Regions from separate parts of the Homo sapiens genome. Here region 2 is linked to region 1. Evidence: chromatin loops called from intact Hi-C (ENCODE). Cell type or tissue: gastrocnemius medialis. All regions are shown on one strand.

Region 1 (5,000 bases):
CACGCCCCCCGCCTCACCTGCACGCGGCCTGCCTGGGGACCGTGGAGTGTTTGTGCAGGCGCAGCTGGCTCGCCCCCGGGCCCCGGGACCCTTATCTCTGCTGTGGACTGGGGCCCGGACCCAGCCTTGTCAAATAAGCGGAAAATTAAATTTCATGCTATTTTGAGTTCTGGAGTAGGCCTCTCTAGAGGACATCCTGCCTCTGCAGCCAGCGGGGTGAACAGCACTCCCGGCCGCAGGAGGACCCTGGGGAAGGGGGAGGGGAAGGAAGCGAGGTCCCAGGGACCCCCAGCCAGGGCCCGGTGTGTGGGCTGCAGGTGGGGCTCCTGGAGCACCTGCCCAGCTCCCTCGGCCATCGGGACCTCCCGGACAGCCATGACCATCTCCACTGGCCCAGTGGTTACCAGGACGCCTGCTGGGCTGCTGCCGCCCACCTGCCCAGAGCTCAGAGGTGTTTGCAATTGATCCTTAATGGCGGAACCCCCTTCTTCCCCAGGCTTCTTCCCAGGGGCCTTCCTTCCTCAGCTGCAGCCACCCCTGGGGTGGGAAATGGGGGGCTGGGAACCCTCCCTTCACCTACTGCTCCCAGGAAAGCCTCCCCCAGAAGCGTCCCCAAGGGCTTCTGCCGCTCCCACCGACTCCCTGGCTCTTCCTGGGTGGCCCCAGCTGGTCCACTGTGGGGGCCATGTTAGCTTCCTTGGACTGCTGTGACAATGACCACAACTCAGGCAGCCTGGAACACAGGTCAGGAGGCCAGAGGTCCTGGTCCAGGGCCTCCAGGAGTGGCTCCTTGCCTCGTGGTTGCGTCTCCCCAGTCTCTGCCTCTGTCCTCACGGGGTCTTCCCTGTGTGTGTCCTCTGCCCTCCTAGGGGGACCCCGTCCCTGAATTTAGGGCCAACGCCCACCCAGTGTGCCCTCAGCTTCACCAGTTACACTTGCAGGGTGCCCGTTTCCAAATGAGGTCCCATTCGGAGACTCAAGGTAGACACGCATTGTGGGGACATGGCTCAGGTCGCACAGGCGCCACCCGCATGTGACTGTCCCTGACCTTGGCATTCGCCAGGTGTGCCCCCGCTTGGCACTGTACTCCCCAGAGCAGCCCCAAGTGGCCCAGGTTGGGAGGACTCCACAGTGTCCTTCCCAGGGACTCTGGCTCTGAGGACGGGACAGCAGCCCCCAGCCTGGCCTGGCCCCAGCACCCCCTGTCCCGAGCCCCCAGCTCCTGGGCCTTCACCTTCCAGGGGCCAGGAGGGTTCTGGATGCTACCCCCCACCCCGGTCCTCACCCCTACGCTCCAGGCGTCCCCCAGTCAGATGGGAGACCAGCTCCTCTCACCCAGTGACATCCAACACACAGAGATTTGGACACAGGCCCAGCCCTTGTCTGCACCTGGGGACCTCTGGCCCCGCCTTGATTTCTTGGGCACCCGGAGGGCAGGAGATCCCAGGGGGCCTCAGGCAGTCAATGCAATCACCCAGTGTCCGGGGCTGCAGTCAGGACCCCCAGCTTCCAGGGAAGGGACAGGAAACGAAAAGTTCAAACTTAAGAGTAAGATTCTGCAGAGGGCAGGCCGGCGGCCTCCACATGGGTCTCATGGTGAGGGGTGGGGTCACCTGCAGGTCCCAGGAAAGGCTGCTGGGAGTGGGGACAGGGACAGCATCGGCACAGCCACCAGTTACGGCTTCTCCTTACTGCTCCTTCACAGGCAGAAGCCGAGCCGACGCCCCGGTGAGCTCACAGCCCAGGTGACCCCATAGCCCAGTGAGCCCACAGCCCAGCGACCCCACAGCCAGGTGACCCCATAGCCCAGTGACCCACAGCCAGGTGACCCCATAGCCCAGGGAGCCCACAGCCCAGGGAGCCCATGCCCCAGGTGAGGTGCATCTGGCCGTATTCAGCCCTGAGTGTCCAAACCATGTAGGGGCCTCTGTCCCTGGCTTCATGGGGGCCGCCCTGAGACTCCAGGGTCTGAGGATGCTTGGCCAGGCCCTGGCTGTGGGGGGCTTTGCCAGCCTCACCAGCTCCCCTCTGATCCAGCTGTGGCTGAGGACCTGCGGCTGCCTGGGGTTCAGGGCCCTAGGCCCCCATCTCTGACCAGATACAGCCCCTGGCCCTCCCGACCCGGGGAGCTTCCGGCCGGGGGCCCTGGGTGCGCCCGCCCTCGTGGCTCAGAACCCCGGGGCCGGACCTGCAGAGGGTGGGGGTTCTGCCGCTCCTGGCAGTGGCTGCGGCGCCCTCTGCCGCATGCTGTGGAATGGCCGGGGCCTGCGGAGGGAAGGGCGGGAGCCAACCCGGCCTGGGGTCTGGGCACTGCAGGCCTCCATCTTGCGGGTCTCAGCAGGGATGGGGTCAGCCGGGGCCCCGAGGGAACTCCAGTGGAGGACCCAGAAGGGCCTCTGGGCCCCTGTGTTCTGTCCTGAAAGGCGCGGGCGGCAGGAAATGGCCAGCCCAGGCTTCGGGCGCAGGTGGACCTCAGCTCGGCCTCGTCGGTGCTGGTCACTGTCCTGGACGCCAAGGGTGAGGAAATGAGACCCAGCCCCTCGTGAAGGAGGCGTGTGCGGGGGCTCGGCGGGCATTGCCCTCGGGAAGCGGAAGGGGTTCCCGCGGAGCGGACAGCCTGGAAACACCGGCCCTGTGATGGCCCCAGGACGTCCGCGCCCGAACCCCCAGCACCGACACAGCTGAGGGACGGCGGGCGTGGCTAAGCGAAGGACCTGGAGACAGGCGGTCACCTGGTGGATCCTTGTTGGAGGGAGGCAGGAGGCTGAGAGGATGGAAGAGGCCACGCTGCTGGCTTTGGAGCTGGAGGCAGCGGCCAGGAGCCGGGACGCGGGAGCCTCTGGATGCTGGAGGGGGGTGAGCCGTGGCTGCCTGAACCTCGGCGCTTCCCCCGCCCCTGGAGAGAAAGCCTCAGAGGGGTGACCTGCTTCCCCAGCAAGGCCGCACGCTTCTCCCGCCCCAGGGCCCTGGGTTTTCCCGCTGTCCTCTGACTCGGGTGCTGGGGGCCTGCCTGTGACCCCGCCCGTGACCCCACCTGTCCCGGAGCTGTCTGGATGCTCGTCTCTGCCTGACAGGAGACCACAGAGAAAACCCTAGTCTGGAATGGAAAATTCTAGAGTGGGCGCAAACCGGAGCAGACAGGCATTTGGGAGGAGGTGCTGGGGCAGAGCAGTGTGGGACTGTCATGGACACCCGGGGAGCTGGCCTGAGGCTCAGGGGTGACAGTGCCACTGCACCGGTCCAAGCAGGCAGCGAAGGGGAACCCAGGGGTGGCCGGAGGGGCGAGGGTGGGATATGGGGACCCCCTGGGGGACGGGTGGATGAATTAGCTCCTCGCTAATTAGCCCCCTACCCCTGAGTTCTGAGACTCAGGAGGCCTTCAGGAGGAGGTGACTGCGGTTTCTGGTGAGGCTGGGTGGGGCAGCAGCCTCTGGGGCATCTGGGATGGTGGAGAAATGCACGTCCCACACCACTGCCTGCCTGTGTCCTGCCTGGGGTGGGGGGGGCGGCCGGGGCCAGGCCGAGGAGCACAGGAGGCCCCGGCAGTGGGGCTGGGCCCGGGCGTCTTCCAGCATCTGCGGCCAGCGCGCCTCTCGTCGGGGGGCAGCATCGGGCCCAACCGAGCTCCCGGCCCACAGCCCCGCCGGCTCCCACCCTTGCTGTGGGGCCTCAGGCCTGGGAGGAAGGCGCTGCCCTTCCGAGTGCAGCATGCCTGCTGTGCCCACGGACCCCAGATTGATCTTCCTGGAGAAAATCAATAGCTCCAATATGCCAGCTCTCAAGAGGCTCTGCGGCTAGTCACCCGCCATTAGGCACACGAGGGCTGCAGCCTCCGCCGCCCATTAGCGGGACATTAGGCCTCCCACGAAATTTCTCTGTGTGCTTTGAGATAATGAAGGCCGAGGTGTTGGTTTACGTCCCTGGGGGAGGGGGAGGATGACAGCAGCTTTCTGGGCAGGGCCAGTGCCAGCTCCACATGGACTCACCAAGGAGAGCAGGGCCCCGGGGACACAGGCGCCCCGGCACATCCGGCTGTGGCTTTTCCCACCCGGGGTCAAGCAGACACACAGCATTCGGGGGGCGGGAGGGAGTCAACGCCCACCAGTCAATGGCCACTGGGGGCAGATGGGCACCACGGGAGCCGGCGGTGCGCTCACGCCTGGAGTCCCAGCTCCTCCAAAGTGTTACATTAGATTTAGTCGTTAGAAGAGATAGTAGATTTAGTCGTTAGTAGAAGTGTCGTTAGATTTAGGGCCCACCCTGGTCCAGAAGGGCCTCGTCTTAACTAATGACATTGGCAAAGACCCTGTTTCCAGACAAGGTCAAGTTCTTGTGTTCTGAGGGGACGTGAATTTGGGGCACTGCTGAACCCGGGGTGGCGTCTTCCAGTCCTCACAGTGGGCTGAGTGGGACGGGGGATGCCCATTTCACACTCTTCCCAGGTGTCTCATTTCTGTTTGAGACTGAGATTAACTTGGTGGCCTGGCCCCTCAGAGGCTGGCCCGCCCCCCGAGTGAAGCCTCAGCCCCTGCCTGTACCTTCCAGCTCTGCCCCTGACTCTGCTGTCCTGGGGCAGCTTGTGCGCAACTGCCCAAAACCACAACAACCAGGAAGGTGCACCAGCCCAACCCAAAGGCTCCATGGCTAACCAGAGGGCCCTTCGATTTCCACCTCCTTCAGGAAGCCCCCCTGGGCTGCACACCAGGATGAGGCTGACCAGTCCTCCCCAACCACACTTTGAGCCCCCTCCTCCCACAACAGTGGGTGCTCCCAGGTCCCTACAGGGGGACTGGTTTGGCAGTGATTCCAGGTGGGGTTCTGGGGTAGAACAGGTGGGGCAGGGCCCGTTGAGGAGGACCTGGGCAAACAGGTGCCTCTGTTGACACAGCAGCCCCAAACACAGTCTGGGGCCAGGCCGCCCAGGTGTTGCTGAGCTCAGGACACCTCCAGCCCCCCTTCCTGGCCTTGATGCCAAGAGTTCCTGGGGGAACAGAACTGGT
Region 2 (5,000 bases), 330 kb before region 1:
CGTCACCCTCTAACCAGGTAAGCGTGGGGTCCTGAGTAGGTAGGGAGAAGAGGCCGAGGCTGCCGCGAGCTTCCTCCCAGAAACAGGGCCCAGGGCCTCACTTGACTGGGTGCTGCCCCTCCCACCGTCCACTGCCACATTCCCGTGTCCACAGGACACCCCGAGAAGGCAGCTGCTGTGTGGCAGGGCTTTTACTTAGCTTGCTAGTAAAAGGGAGTGGCGCCCGAGTGGAAACGCCCACTCCAGCTGCTCACCGGGGATGCTGGAGATGCACAGCACGTGCGCGTTGCAGACGGTGAACTGGTCCACCACCGTGCCCGGCTGGTTGGCGTCGATGATCACCACCTTGCTGGTGGTCAGGGTGCTGGTCAGGATCCACACCCGGCTGGAGGTGGCGTCCATTTCAGGGAGCTCCTTGGCCTGTTTCAGGGCACGGGATCAAGGTCAGAGCCCGAGCTTGAGGCTACCCGGTGGCAGCACAGGGCCATGGGGCTCCCAGAATCTGTCAGGATCCAGCCTTGACTACAGCTTGAGGGGACATGGCTGTCCTCCCCCAGGACCAGAACAATGCGGACTCAGGACTGCACTCTAAAGCACTCACAGACACGGTTTCGCCTCCACAGAAGAGGCCCCTGAGCTCCAAGAGGCCCAAGCTGGGCATAAAACTAAGCCTCCCACCACTGGGAGGCAAGCTCTGCCGCTCCTGGGCTCCTCTGTGCCTGCTGCCTGCCTGACCCCTGCAGCCCAGTGCAGGCCCACTCCAGGCCACCTGGGGGGTGAAAACTGAAAACCCAGAAGGCGGCTCAGTCCTGGTGAGGGAAGACACTGCTTCCCGCAGTCTAGGAGCCCCTGCGCTGCCCTGCTTCCGGGTGCTGTCCCCAGCTGTCCTGTGTCTCACTCCCAGCATGCTCTGCAGCTGAGCTGTCCTGAGACTAAGCCAGGGAGGGTGCCCGGTGGCCTCGGCCATGCTCACCTTCTTCTTCTCGGGAGACGTGTGGGCGCTCTTGGGCTCGCCGTCTCCTTCGCGGTCGCAGGTCAGGGGATCGCGGCCTGGCGCTGGCTTGACTCCATTCCCAGCGTCGTCCTCATTGGGCCTCCACCCGCTCAGGTTGACGCCCGCGGCACACCACAGCTGCAAGGGCAGGGCCGAGGTCGGGTGTCACCGGCACTCCCCAGCCTCCCGCTCGCCCAGCCAGCCTGAGCGGGGTCCTCGCGGGCTCACCTTCATGGTGGGGTCCTTCTCCACCAGAGGGCGGCAGTACACCGGCACCGGCACGTTCTTCATCCGCGTGTCCTCCTGGCCCCCGTTGGGACTCAGCTGCAGGGAGCAGGGAGGCGCCGTGGGCACGAACCCTGGCTCCTACCCATCCCTCCAGAAATCTGAGACAGGTAGGGCTGCCAGCTTCTGGCGGCACAGCCACTTCAAGACTGGAGGCAGGTGGGGGCGTGGGAGCCGCGGGGCTCCTTCTCCGACCCTCCAGACCCCTGCCCAGGAGGCTCACTAGGAACCTGCCAGGCCCCGCCCCACCCGCCGTCCTCTCCCACCCCCTAGCACTGCCCCGCCCTCTCCCCGCCCCACAGCGCCCCGCCCCTTACCCCCGCCCCGCCTCTGCGGGGCCCCGCCCGGTCCCCGCAGCGCCCGCCCGCACCTGCTTGTACTTGGCGGGCAGGCTCCAGCCGCAGGCCTGCAGACGGCCGTCGTCGTTACGCACGTGCTCACGCACCTGGCGGTACTGCTCGCGCTTCTGCTCTCGACGGGCGGAGGACGTGCAGTCGCTGAGTGGAAGAATGATGGGTGATGTCTCTGTCCAGGGTGAGCGGCCCCCACAGTGCCCCAGGCTTGTCCTGGGGGAGGTCACGGCAGGGAGGCCCGCCTGGGCCCATCCTCGCCTTTTCCCGGCCACCGGGTGCCCAGCTGGGAAGGGTGGCTTTCCCGGCACTGGGTGCCCAGCTGGGAAGGGTGGCTTTCCTGGCACCGGCTATGCCCCTGGGCTTGGAGGCCACAGCTGGCCCCTGCTCGACCCAGAGGCTGCTCTGCTGCCACAGTCACTGAGGGTTCCACAGACCGGGACCTGGAGTGCCGCCGGGGCACAGGCATGACCAGCGACTCCCTGCTGGACAGACGCCTGAAACGGCTCCTTGCTGCAGAGGCCACCGTGGAGCCCAGCACAGCCCCCTGACTGTTGGTGGGCACAGCCTCTGCCAAGGGACATCCTGAACCAAATACCGTGGAGCCAAAGCAGCCCAGCTCCCCGCTGCAGGGAGGGGCAGGCAGTGTGCAGGGAGAGGTCACGGCCCCTGGCATGTGGCCAGCAAGGTGGAGGCTGCCCTCAAAGTCCCGCTTCAGGGCCTGGAGGGGAGGAGCCTCAGGACAGGGCCTCCCCAACCCCATTGCAGGCCACAAGTGGGGGCTGCGGGACACTCACTCGTCAGGGAAGAATTCCAGGGGCCGGCTGCCTGCCGAGATCGGGCACATGGCATGGTTGCGGCGCTGGCTGAAGCCGGCAGTGGTGGGTGACTTGTAGTGGATGTTCACCGAGGGATAGGGGCGCTTGGCCGGAGGGGGGCTGGAGGAAGAGCTGAAGAGGCGGCTGAAGCTGCCAGAGGCACAGGGAGGTGAGGGGTGGGCAGAGGACCAGGGAACCTCCCTGCCCCTTCCCCTGCAGCTGCTGCCCACATCCCCCAGGGGCCCCCAGCTTACAACTGCCAGATGGTCGACTTCTTCTTCTCCTGGACGGATGGGTGCTCTCGGGACGCTCTGCAGGGGAGGGCACAGGGAGCAACCTGCTAGTGCCCTCACGCCTCCCTTACCTGCGACTCTCTGGCTCCCGCCAGGAAGCACCCAGCGCACTTCAGTCCCCCCAGAAGACAGGGAGGTGCAGAGGAGGGAGCCGCAGTCCTGCCGTCAGGGATGATCCCGCAGCCCCTCCTGGGGTGGCCGCAACTCCCACCTGATCATCTCAGTCCACCGCACAGCCTCCTGCAGCTCCATCAGCCGCTCCTTGTACTGGTTCCGCTCCATGAGCACACGGGCCATCTCCACCCGCGTGAAGCGGCGGCGCTGGGCCATGGGGATTTTGTCCTGCGGAGGGAGGGGCACAGAGGCTCAGCCAGCCCTCGGAGGCCGGGTGACACCTGCTTCCTCCTGGGGTGCCTACACGTATAGGTGGATCTCAGTGCCAATTTCCTTCAGATCCTCAGGCAAGAAGCGGTGTGGAGGGGTGTCGGCAAGCGGGGAGGGGAACCATACAAAAGGCATGCACCAGGACTTGGGTGCTGACAGGGGACCCGGCATCCTGCCAGGGCTGTGGTCCTGCCCAAGGGCCTGATTCTGACTCCATGTGGTCTCAGGAGTGGGGTGGCAGATGATGCCGCTGGGGTCAGGTGTCACCCAGGAGGGGTGGGAGAGCTGTCAGCCCAGAACAGCCGGCGAGTCCCCAGGAGCCCGCCTGGGCCCCCTGCCCGTGCCCACCCCAGCCCTGCATGTGAATTGTGGGATATACTGATTCTGTACAGAGACAGAAGCGCCGGTGAGTCCCCGGGAGGCACCCCGCATCCCCATGCCCCGAGTGTGAATAGTAGGATATACTGTGTGTGAATGGTGAATGGTGAATGGTGGCCGCCCAGCGTGTGAATGTGTGGGAATGATGGCTGCCCCACGTGTGAATGCGTATGAACAGTGGTCACCCGGCGTGTGAATGTGTGGGAACAGTGGCCGCCCCGCCTGGGAATGGTGAATGGTGGCCGCCCCGCCTGTGAATGGTGAATGGTGGCCGCCCCGCCTGTGAATGGTGAATGGTGGCCGCCCCGCCTGTGAATGGTGAATGGTGGCCGCTCTGCCTGTGAATGGTGAATGGTGGTCGCCCTGTGTGTGAATGGTGAATGGCGGCCGCCCTGCCTGTGAATGGTGAATGGTGGCCGCCCCGCCTGTGAATGGTGAATGGTGGCCGCCCCGCCTGTGAATGGTGAATGGTGGCCGCTCTGCCTGTGAATGGTGAATGGTGGCCGCTCTGCCTGTGAATGGTGAATGGTGGTCACCCTGTGTGTGAATGGTGAACGGTGGCCGCCCCGCCTGTGAAAAGTGAATGGTGGACGCCCCGCATGTGAAGAGTGAAGAGTGGATGTACCGATTCTGTACAGAGATAGCTGCTTACATCCTCCGCCTCTTCTTTGGGTTCACGGCGGGCGATGATGGCCTCGGACTTCACTCTGTGGGAAGGGGAAGGAGGCAGGGAGGGTGAGGGCCTCCCAGGGGCCTCGGGAACACATAGCGGGCAGTGCCCGCCCCGAACCTGTGTCCTTGCCTCTGTGCAGGGCTGGGGGCTCTCCCCACAGGGACCCCTTCAGCAGCCGTTTGGTTCAGGGCCCTGAACGCTTCTTCCAGTTCCCTGGGGACAGGTGGCCCTGAGCCACTGCTGCATGAGTGCTCTGAAGCCCAGCCGTCCATCCTGGCTGCCCGGGAATGCGGAGGGGGAGCAAAGCAGAGGGGCCCTGGCTTTGGCAAACCCAGAGCAGATCTGGGTCCCTTCTTAGGCAGAGGCATGGTCTCGGAGCGCCCACACCTCCTCTGTCCATCAGAGAAGGGCTGGAGCCCCAACATACAGCTCTCCGGGGGCCGTGGCCAAACCTTGGCTGATCAAAGGGCTGGAGGAGTGGGATGGTGGGAGCTGTGCAGAGAAGGAACGCGTGAGACAGGCCCAGCGTGTGCTGTAGGAGGCTCAGGAGGAGACCACGGCCCCACTCTGCTGGTTGGGGTGGAGTGGCTGTGAGCTGGAGCTGGAGGTAGGTAGGCTATGCACAGAGCCGCTCAGGCTGGAGAGCAGGCACTGGAGGAGGCAGCCACTCCAGAGCCCTGAGGCCGGGGTCCCTCTCTGACCAGCTTTCCATGCCCTGCCCTCACCTTTTCAGTTCCTCTTCCAGCTCCTTGATACGGTTTTCCAGCTTGACTTTGGCCTGCTTAGCAGCCTCCAACTCGCCCCTCAGCACCTCCTGCTCCCCGG

What was found. A loop is a pair of places that touch in the nucleus more often than their neighbours do. Peaks named below come from ENCODE experiments on the same cell type or tissue, not always from the same donor. Only the 100,000 strongest peaks of a DNase experiment are listed, where the experiment ranks them.
Region 2: a loop joins it to region 1, with 4 times the contacts of the local background. A loop is called at or near these places in 9 of 110 quality-filtered maps.

Annotation. Positions count from the first base shown.
Region 1 is chr16:1,425,929-1,430,928 of GRCh38, reverse strand. LOC105371044 (a long non-coding RNA gene) reads left to right here and starts at 2,170. Exons shown (of 2, transcript XR_932996.3): 1 at 2,170-2,517; 2 at 2,648-5,000. RefSeq lists an enhancer at 1-1,055 and silencers at 2,008-2,057, 2,088-2,247. In gastrocnemius medialis, a CTCF peak has its summit at 2,215; no DNase peak of the experiment used is centred here.
Region 2 is chr16:1,760,433-1,765,432 of GRCh38, reverse strand. It overlaps MAPK8IP3 (mitogen-activated protein kinase 8 interacting protein 3), which reads right to left. Exons shown (of 32, transcript NM_001318852.2): 12 at 4,901-5,000; 13 at 4,128-4,209; 14 at 2,952-3,082; 15 at 2,702-2,758; 16 at 2,427-2,597; 17 at 1,650-1,776; 18 at 1,223-1,318; 19 at 974-1,132; 20 at 255-420. Among named protein-coding and RNA genes, the nearest start is that of NME3, 8.6 kb to the left of the region's middle. RefSeq lists an enhancer at 592-1,306 and a silencer at 4,770-4,940. In gastrocnemius medialis, no CTCF peak of the experiment used is centred here; no DNase peak of the experiment used is centred here.